Linked DNA regions of Homo sapiens: region 1 is linked to region 2. The links are chromatin contacts, found by Hi-C or POLR2A ChIA-PET in ENCODE. All regions are on one chromosome and are shown on one strand. The core of a region is the stretch at or near the end of the contact, and the rest is flanking DNA. Distances in the headings are between cores, read along the strand shown.

Evidence for each region. A loop is a pair of places that touch in the nucleus more often than their neighbours do. ChIA-PET counts read pairs that join two places held with the same protein, here RNA polymerase II (POLR2A). Pooled maps may share reads with other maps.
Region 1: a loop to region 2 is called in a map of heart right ventricle, with 2.7 times the contacts of the local background. The contact joins the promoter of NOS3 here to the promoter of TMEM176B in region 2. A Hi-C loop is called at or near these places in 30 of 168 maps with a recorded cell type or tissue (CD14-positive monocyte, CD8-positive, alpha-beta T cell, Calu3 and 17 more), 1 of 37 single-sample maps with no recorded cell type and 4 of 50 pooled maps. POLR2A ChIA-PET finds 5 or more read pairs at or near these places in 3 of 52 experiments (Caco-2, SK-N-SH and activated CD4-positive, alpha-beta T cell).

What each region holds. Positions count from the first base shown.
Region 1 is chr7:150,988,870-150,993,192 of GRCh38, forward strand. It overlaps NOS3 (nitric oxide synthase 3), which reads left to right and starts at 2,148. Exons shown (of 27, transcript NM_000603.5): 1 at 2,148-2,431. RefSeq lists an enhancer at 70-229, promoters at 1,500-2,368, 3,310-4,323, 3,877-4,323, a cis regulatory region at 3,370-3,390 and a silencer at 4,107-4,137.
Region 2 is chr7:150,799,114-150,803,625 of GRCh38, forward strand. It overlaps TMEM176B (transmembrane protein 176B), which reads right to left and starts at 1,251. Exons shown (of 7, transcript NM_001101312.2): 1 at 1,185-1,251. TMEM176A (transmembrane protein 176A) reads left to right here and starts at 1,656. Exons shown (of 7, transcript NM_018487.3): 1 at 1,656-1,715; 2 at 2,423-2,611; 3 at 3,102-3,212; 4 at 4,287-4,343; 5 at 4,507-4,512. The coding sequence starts at 2,438. RefSeq lists enhancers at 248-947, 948-1,647, 1,648-2,347.

The DNA.
Region 1 (4,323 bases), core at 898-3,397, 190 kb after region 2:
CTCAGCATGAGTTACATCCTCGGGAGGGGGAGGCCTGGCGGCAGCTGCTCCCCGCCCCTCTCCCGCTGCTCCCGCCTCCCTTCCCTCCTTTCCCCGCTCCCCACCCGTCCTTGCCAGCAGGCAGGAAGGAAGCTGCTCATAGTGCAAGGGTGGGGTACTTCCAGCTCACACTGAACAGCCCCGGGCTGGGCTATAAAGAGTCAGGGACTTCCGCTCAGTCACCCCTGCCCTCACCACCCAGGCCCCCATGCACACACCCCAGGCCCAAGGCCTTCCCTTCCCAGCACAGCCCTCCAAGGTCAAGGCGTCCCCCGCCCAGCCCTGCAGAGCACTCTGGTCTGAGAGGGAAGGCAGGGGCAAGATTTGCCGCCTCTTTGGCATTATGGAGGGGGCAGGGGGCACAGGGCACAGCCCTCCCCAGGGAGGGATCCCTACTCACCCACAGAAGGCTGTCACCTTACCCCTGGGGTCTGGGCCAGCCCTCCCCGAGGCGGAAACACAGCCACTGTCAGGGACAAGGGGGCTCAGTTCCCAACCAGATCATCTCCAAAGCCCATTCAGCTTCAGATCTCATGATTGAAGATGGAAATTCTTTCAGCCGAACACCAAATCTCCAACCTTGAAAACTGTTTTTTCGGAAAGTCCTCTTTAAAACATGGTTACCAATATGAGCAGTCAGCCACTAAGATGCATGGGCATCATTCTTGGCAGGGCTGCAGGCATAGAGCAGGCCAGCACCAGGCAGAGCCCTGGGGACGGCAGGCCTCCTCCGACAGGCGGGGGAATCAACTGTTCTCATCAGAGCACCCTGATGGAAGGCAGGACACTCCGGACAACACTGGCCACGGCCCAAGAAAGGGGAAGCAGGGAATCCCCTGTCCAGAGAGCATTCATCTCTGACTTTTTCTGTCTGTTTAACTTTTTTTTTTCCTCCTTTTCTTAAGACCCTGCCATGGCATCCTCTGCCCCAATTCAAACCCAATCCAGGCCTACTCTGACCCTCAGCTTTCAGCGCTGACTGTACTGAACTGGACCCCATCCTCCCTGTGACCCTCAGCCTTCAGTGCTGGCTGTACTGAACTGTAACCCATCCTCCCTGTGGCCACAGAGTGCTCCTTCTTGCACTCCTCCCCTTCACCTAGACTGACTTCTTTCTGCCCACACAGACCCATCTAGCCTCAGCCAATTCCCTTCTCAGTGGACCCTCTCCATTGCCTCCAGAGCACAGCTTCCAGTCCCCAGGCGGCTGCACACATTTGCAACAAAACAAGCCAATGTATGAAGCAATCCCACTCAGTGCAGGAGCTCAACCCAGCAGAGGATCCCCACAGAGAGGAACTGACCTGTGTCTTCCAGAGCACACAGGTTCAGAGCACACAGGTTCATTTAAGTGAGAACCCACACTTACAGAGCAAGCTGCCCAAAAACCACGACCAGGAGGGCCCAGAGAAAGAGCTGTCCCCGGGGCCTTGGGGACAGGGTGACAGCCACCCAGAGATCATGGAGAAGGGGACGTAAGGAAGACCTCACAGAGGAGTCATCCTGCGACTGTGTTGGTTGGGTCCTTCAGGAAGCAGAGTCCCAGGAGTTGGAAGCATAAGAGGAATACTGCGGGCAATGCCTGAGAAAGATAACAGGGACCGGGAGCAGGAGTGAGTTGGGCAGGGGAAGGATCAGGCCCACAATGCCAGGCTCACACCTGCAGAGGAGGGAAGAAGAAGAAGGGCCTCACATCAGCCCAGCGGGGGATGTTACGCCCACAGACGCCCCGGGGCTCAGTTACTGTCTAAGTGTTAGAAATAAATTTTCGGTGCCACAAAAGAAATAGCACTCAGATATAAATGTTCCCAGCAAGGCAATTTTACTTCTATAGAAGGGTGCATCTCACAGATGGAGCAATGGCAAGAGCACACCTGAACAAGGGAAGGGAAGGGGTTTTTATCCCTAAGGCAGGTAGCCCCTACAGCTGTGTTGTTCCCCTATTGGCTAGGGTTGGACCACACCGTCTGAGCTAATTGTTACTGGCTATTTTAAAGAGAGCAGGGGTAAGAGCCGGATTGGCAGGGTAAGTAGTTTGGCAGGAAGGACGGTCACAGAACAGGTGACTCAGGATGACTCAGGTCAGAGCAGGTGACCAGTGGTGACTCAGTTCGGAGCAGGTGATAGAAGCTAGGAGGGGGTTGTTTACTGAAACTAGGGGCAAGGAGACGAAGAGAACATGAAAGTTAAACTTTAAGATGAAGAACAAAGCTGAACATACTGATGCATTGGATCTTTGGAGAGGATCTCAGAACTCATTGTACTTAATTTACAGGCTAAAACCTTAGAAGAGGAATTTATTATATCCTACACAAGACTCCAGGGAAGCACATGGCCTTGGACTGAAGGCTGGCATCTGGAAGCTGTCAGCCACCAGCACCTTCTGCAGCAGGTACCTGCTCTCTAAGAGGGAGGCCTGGGTGGTGCACCTCCAGAGCTGCCCAGGCTGGGCCTCAAGGAAGAAAAAGATTTTCATTTGTCAGAGGCGGAAGGGAGAGGTGGAGGGAACAGCACAGCAGCGGCCCAGGGGCAGGGAAGCACAGGACCATTAGGGAGACACGAGAAAGCCCATTTGTCTAGAACAGAGGATTCAAGCAGTGCACCAAGGAAAATGAGGGCCAGGCCAATGTGCTGGAGTGGCTTTGTTCTTGGCTGAGGGTTTTGGGTAGTGCCAAAGCGTAAGGTAAGCCCTGCTTTCCAGAAGAATCTAGCAGAGTGTGGAGCCCAGATGGGACTGGAAGGCCTGGGAGGGGTCAGGTGGCCACAGGGACGGGCCACAGCCAGTGGTGCAGGCAAGAAGACAATGGCCATCCATGGTGGCTCACACCTGGAATCCCAGCCCATTGGGAGGTCGAGGCAGGTGGATCACCTGAGGTCAGGAGTTCGAGACCAGCCTGGTCAACATGGTGAAACCCTGTCTCTAATAAAATTATAAAAATTAGCCGGGCGTGGTGGTGGGTACCTGTAATCTCAGCTACTCAGGAGGCTGGGTCAGGAGAATCGCTTGAACCCAGGAGGCGGAGGTTACAGTGAGCTGAGATAGCACCATTGCATTCCAGCCTGGACAACAAAAGCGAGACTCTGTCTCAAAAAAAAAAAAAAATTAGCCAGGCGTGGTGGTGGGTGCCTGTCGTCCTCGGGAGGCTGAGGCATGAGAATCACTCCGGGAGGCAGAGGTTGCAATGAACCAAGATCACACCACTGCACTCCAGCCTGGGTGACAGAGCAAGACTCTGTCTAAAAAAAAAAAAAAGACAGAAGGATGTCAGCATCTGATGCTGCCTGTCACCTTGACCCTGAGGATGCCAGTCACAGCTCCATTAACTGGGACCTAGGAAAATGAGTCATCCTTGGTCATGCACATTTCAAATGGTGGCTTAATATGGAAGCCAGACTTGGGATCTGTTGTCTCCTCCAGCATGGTAGAAGATGCCTGAAAAGTAGGGGCTGGATCCCATCCCCTGCCTCACTGGGAAGGCGAGGTGGTGGGGTGTGGTGGGGCCTCAGGCTTGGGGTCATGGGACAAAGCCCAGGCTGAATGCCGCCCTTCCATCTCCCTCCTCCTGAGACAGGGGCAGCAGGGCACACTAGTGTCCAGGAGCAGCTTATGAGGCCCCTTCACCCTCCATCCTCCAAAACTGGCAGACCCCACCTTCTTGGTGTGACCCCAGAGCTCTGAGCACAGCCCGTTCCTTCCGCCTGCCGGCCCCCCACCCAGGCCCACCCCAACCTTATCCTCCACTGCTTTTCAGAGGAGTCTGGCCAACACAAATCCTCTTGTTTGTTTGTCTGTCTGTCTGCTGCTCCTAGTCTCTGCCTCTCCCAGTCTCTCAGCTTCCGTTTCTTTCTTAAACTTTCTCTCAGTCTCTGAGGTCTCGAAATCACGAGGCTTCGACCCCTGTGGACCAGATGCCCAGCTAGTGGCCTTTCTCCAGCCCCTCAGATGGCACAGAACTACAAACCCCAGCATGCACTCTGGCCTGAAGTGCCTGGAGAGTGCTGGTGTACCCCACCTGCATTCTGGGAACTGTAGTTTCCCTAGTCCCCCATGCTCCCACCAGGGCATCAAGCTCTTCCCTGGCCGGCTGACCCTGCCTCAGCCCTAGTCTCTCTGCTGACCTGCGGCCCCGGGAAGCGTGCGTCACTGAATGACAGGGTGGGGGTGGAGGCACTGGAAGGCAGCTTCCTGCTCTTTTGTGTCCCCCACTTGAGTCATGGGGGTGTGGGGGTTCCAGGAAATTGGGGCTGGGAGGGGAAGGGATACCCTAATGTCAGACTCAAGGA
Region 2 (4,512 bases), core at 1-2,500:
ACCAACCTTCGCCGTTGGGAGACACGGATCCAAGTTCTGTTGCTGTCATTCAGATGTTTAACTTCTGAAAGATACGTTCCATTTGCGGAAAATACATCCTCTTTTTCTCAGTGATTTAAAATTCTCTCCTGAGCAGAAATGAAGTTCCCCTAGGAATGTAGGCCTATTCTAGTCCTTATATTCTGCCCATTGGCATGTCTCATGGGCTAGGCATCATTACCACAATTTTAACATGGAGCTTAATGCTAATTGGGCTGTTTCATGATCCCCTCGTGTGGTTTTTCTTTCAGAATTGTCATGGCCATTTTTGCTAGACTACTTCTTCACATGCACTTTAGAATCAGCTTGCCTGGCTCTAAAATAAATCCTGCATAGGCAATTCTAATGGACATCCTGGCTAAGTATCACAGTTTAAATCAAATATTATTAACAATTCTAATAACACCTCCCATTCGTACTCTACCTACTTTTCAAAGCAGTTTCACTCTTTCACCCACCTGGCCTCCTTGGGGTTAGAAAGGACAGGAGTTAGACAATTCCGCACACGTACAAAGGAGCTTCAGACTGCTTCCAGCCCAGCCCCAGATTCCAGCCAGACCTTCCCTTGACGGCCCAGGCCTCGCCCTGAGGGCACCTCGGGTTCCAGCTACCTCCGGGCCCCCAGGACCACCGCTTCCCCCGCCCCACGCCAACCCCTAGATCTGCCTCGCCCCCGCCTGAAGAGTCGGATCTGAACCAGGCCGGCACCACGGAGATTCCCCTGCGGGCCGCCCGACGCCTGGTAGGTGGTGGGCTCTTCCCGGCTGCCCCGAACACTTTCCTCTGTCCAGCTCTTCCCGTGCCCCGGGGCTGGGGAAAGCGTCCGGCAGCCCCGCCGCTCCCTGGCCCCGTCCCAGGAGCCACCCCACCGTAGGGCTCCAGCCAGGGTCCAGGCGTGCAGGCGGCAGAAGGTGGACGGGACGCGCCAGCCCCAGGCCTCTCCTCCCGCTCTCCAGCCGTTTTTCTGGGGAGAAACACCTGCACCCAGCTGTCCCTCCCTCCTACGTGAGTCCTCCTGGAAACCAGGTTGGAGGAAGAAAGACGTCCTGTGGACAGGACGGGGTGGGGGCATGGCCCTGGGGACTCCTCGTGACAGAGGGTCCTGCGGCAAGAGGGTCTCCCGGGCCGCGGAGGCCCTGCCTCACCTGCAGTCCTCCGGGAGCCCGCGGCCGAGCAGAGCGGACACTAGCTGACCCCGAGCAGGGGAGCGACGGGAGGGCGGAGACGGCAGATGCACGGGTGGGGGCTGCGGCCCCGCCCAGGCTGCGCGGTTTCCCGAAACCAGCTGCGGCCCGGGGGCCCGGCAAAGGGGGTTCCGCCCGGAGGAGCGGACCGGGCGGGAGAAGACCGAGCCCCCGCGCGCCCCCTGCGCTCCCACTCGCGCACACTTGCACGCCGGCCCTGGCCGGGCGGGGCTGGAGGCGAGAACGACCCCACGGGCTTTCCCAGGGCCGTCCGCCCGCGGACCCTCCCAGCTCCCCAGAGCCCAGTGACCCTCGCGCAGCAGGAGAACCCCAGACGGACCCCAGGCCCTGCAGCCTGTCATGAACCCGAGGGGCTGAAGTTCAGCCCCACCCCCGCCTCCCCTCCCCGCCTCCCCCTCCAACTCTCAACCCACTTCTCCAGCCAGCGCCCCAGCCCTCCCGCCGCCCGCTCGCAGGTCCCGAGGAGCGCAGGTGAGGCGGCACCCCACTCCCGGCGGCCCCCGGGCCTCCTTCCGCACGCACCCCGAGCTGCCTCCGCACAGTTGGAGGAGCGTAGGAGGGACCCCCACCCAGGGATGACACTCCAGGAAGGGGACTGCAGAGGAAGCCAGGTGCGGCCCCGGCTTTTGACCTACCTCCGCACCGCAGCGCGGTCCTTCACGGGGCAGGGGCGGCGTGAACCCGTCGGGCGTGAGCAGCAGTCGGTGGAGCGGGAGGTCGGCGGTGGCGGGGATGGGGGTATCCGGAGCGCAGCCGGGGCGCAGCTGCTGGCACAGGAGCTCCACAGGCAGCCAAGGACTCGGTCCTGTCCCAGAGCCTGCGGACTGTGGAGGGGAGGCCGCAGGAAGAGCCCGGGAGGAGGGGGTGAGGGGTCGAGGTGTGGGGCGCTGCTTGACCCAGACGCCAGGGCCCTGGGAGGAGGATGAGGGGGACAGAGCAGATCTTGGGCGAAAGGGGAGGTTCCCGCAGGCTCTGTAGTCGCCGCAGTTCCAGCATGGTCAGCACCCCCTCTGCTACACACATTCCCCTCGTGAGGGGCCAGGGGTGCGGCCCTGTGACCAGGACAGCCATTCATTGGGTGACTTTGAGCCACCACTGGCCCCTGACCTCCCCAACTCCAATGAAATCTGCGAAAATCTTCTGACAGCCGTTCCTCTCTGGTGCTCCCTTCCTCATAGACTGTGTCCCTGACAATGGGAACAGCCGACAGTGATGAGATGGCCCCGGAGGCCCCACAGCACACCCACATCGATGTGCACATCCACCAGGAGTCTGCCCTGGCCAAGCTCCTGCTCACCTGCTGCTCTGCGCTGCGGCCCCGGGCCACCCAGGCCAGGGGCAGCAGCCGGCTGCTGGTGGCCTCGTGGGTGAGTGTGACGGCCTGCCTCGTCGGGCGGCGGGAGGAACTCCCCACCTCCAGCCGCAGCAGCACTCTCTGCCAGCCTCCCTCTGAACAGGACACCGAGCCAGTTATGTCTTCTTACTTAGCGATGTGATTCTCTGGCCTTCTCAGTAAGAGCCTGGGGAGGGGAGGCTCTGGGCTGAAGGGGTGTGGAGGAGCCACTGACCATGCAGAGTCCCAATCAGTGGAGCCCTGAGTCCATCCTTTCCTCTGGGCCAAACTCAGGATGGGCCGGCTCTCCTCTCCTTCCTTTCCCTTCTCTTTTCTCCTCCTCCTGCCTCTTCTTCTTTCTCCTTCTCCTCCTCTTTCTTCTCCTTTTCTCTTCTCTTCTCTTCTCTTCTCTTCTTTCTTTCTCTCTCTCTCTACCTCTCCCTCTCTTTTTGGGGTTTTAGCGGTTAATCCCTGCAGTGGCAGGTCCACCTAGGAGCCGGGATCTTGGGTCCTTTGTCTTTCAGGTGATGCAGATCGTGCTGGGGATCTTGAGTGCAGTCCTAGGAGGATTTTTCTACATCCGCGACTACACCCTCCTCGTCACCTCGGGAGCTGCCATCTGGACAGGGGCTGTGGTGAGTAGAGCAGGACAGTGCTTGACTGCCTGTGAGAGGGGTGGGGCATTGCTCTCCTGATTGCCTTCCTCCAACATGGCGCCACAGAATGCTGGCAGTCGGAGAGATCTGATTATCTAGGACCATTCCCTGCCTGTTCAGATGAGCAAACAGCTGAGGGCGGTGGTGGCATGTCCTATTCACACTGTCTGCTCTCCCATACCCTTCCCAGTGCTGTTCCCACCAGGCTGGCTGCCTCTCCCTGCCTTCAACAGTTAATGTCAACTAAGGATCTAAGGACCTGCTCATCTCCAGATACTTGCATTGAGATGGGGAAGGCAGAGCGTTCCAGATAGTATGTGGTCCCCCAGGAAGCATCACCCCCTGGTTATTCTCATTGTCCTCCACAGGCCCTGTACACAATGGAAACCCAGGAATTGTTGTCAACAGATGGGTGTGTGCAGTTTGCACAGGAGCTGGGTAGGCTGGTCATGGTACCTACACTCTCAGAATAGCACTAAAACACTCATATTTACTGACAGAAGCCGAGAGTAATTACCTTCACCCAGCCTGTGGCAAAATACCCAGCTTAATTACAGAATTAGCCAAACAGGATTCAGGTCCACCTGTCCACTGGGACATACTAGATTTCCTGTTCTTCAAGCCCAGCTGAGTGGATTATTGGGCACTGTTAGGACAGGCTTCTAGACCTAACAGTGCCCACTCTGTATAGACTCACCCTTCATTGAGATCTTCTCCAGCACCCCATGACTTTTATCCACAGGATCCCACCATCCCTAGAACTTTCATAAAGCACTTGGTGTTGTTTAAAAAGGAAGGTTTAGAAGGGAAGAGGGGCTCACACCTGGCTTGACCACAAGCTCTTAGGTGTCACTAAAGCAGGGCCTTTTGCAGCCTCAGGAGTTGGATCCAGGCTCCACCCTCTCAGCAATTATCTTACCATGGATAATAAAGCTTAGCATGAAACCTCCCGCCCAAGCTGTGTGCTGGGGAAGGGCCTGCATGGAGGCTCTCTCGTGGGAGAGGAGTTGCATTTCCTGTACTAAGCCTGCTCCTGGCTCAATCTCTCCCCAGGCTGTGCTGGCTGGAGCTGCTGCCTTCATTTACGAGAAACGGGGTGGTACATACTGGGTAAGTTCAGGGAAGGGCATGGGAGGGGACCAGGTTCAGGCTGGAGGTCACCCCAATCTCCTGCCCTGTTGCAGGCTTCTCTGGGCCTTGCCCTTTTTTCCCCCGACTGGACTCTGAGAGAGACTGAAACACAAAGATTTCTCTCTGCCTCCTCCCTCCCCAGGCCCTG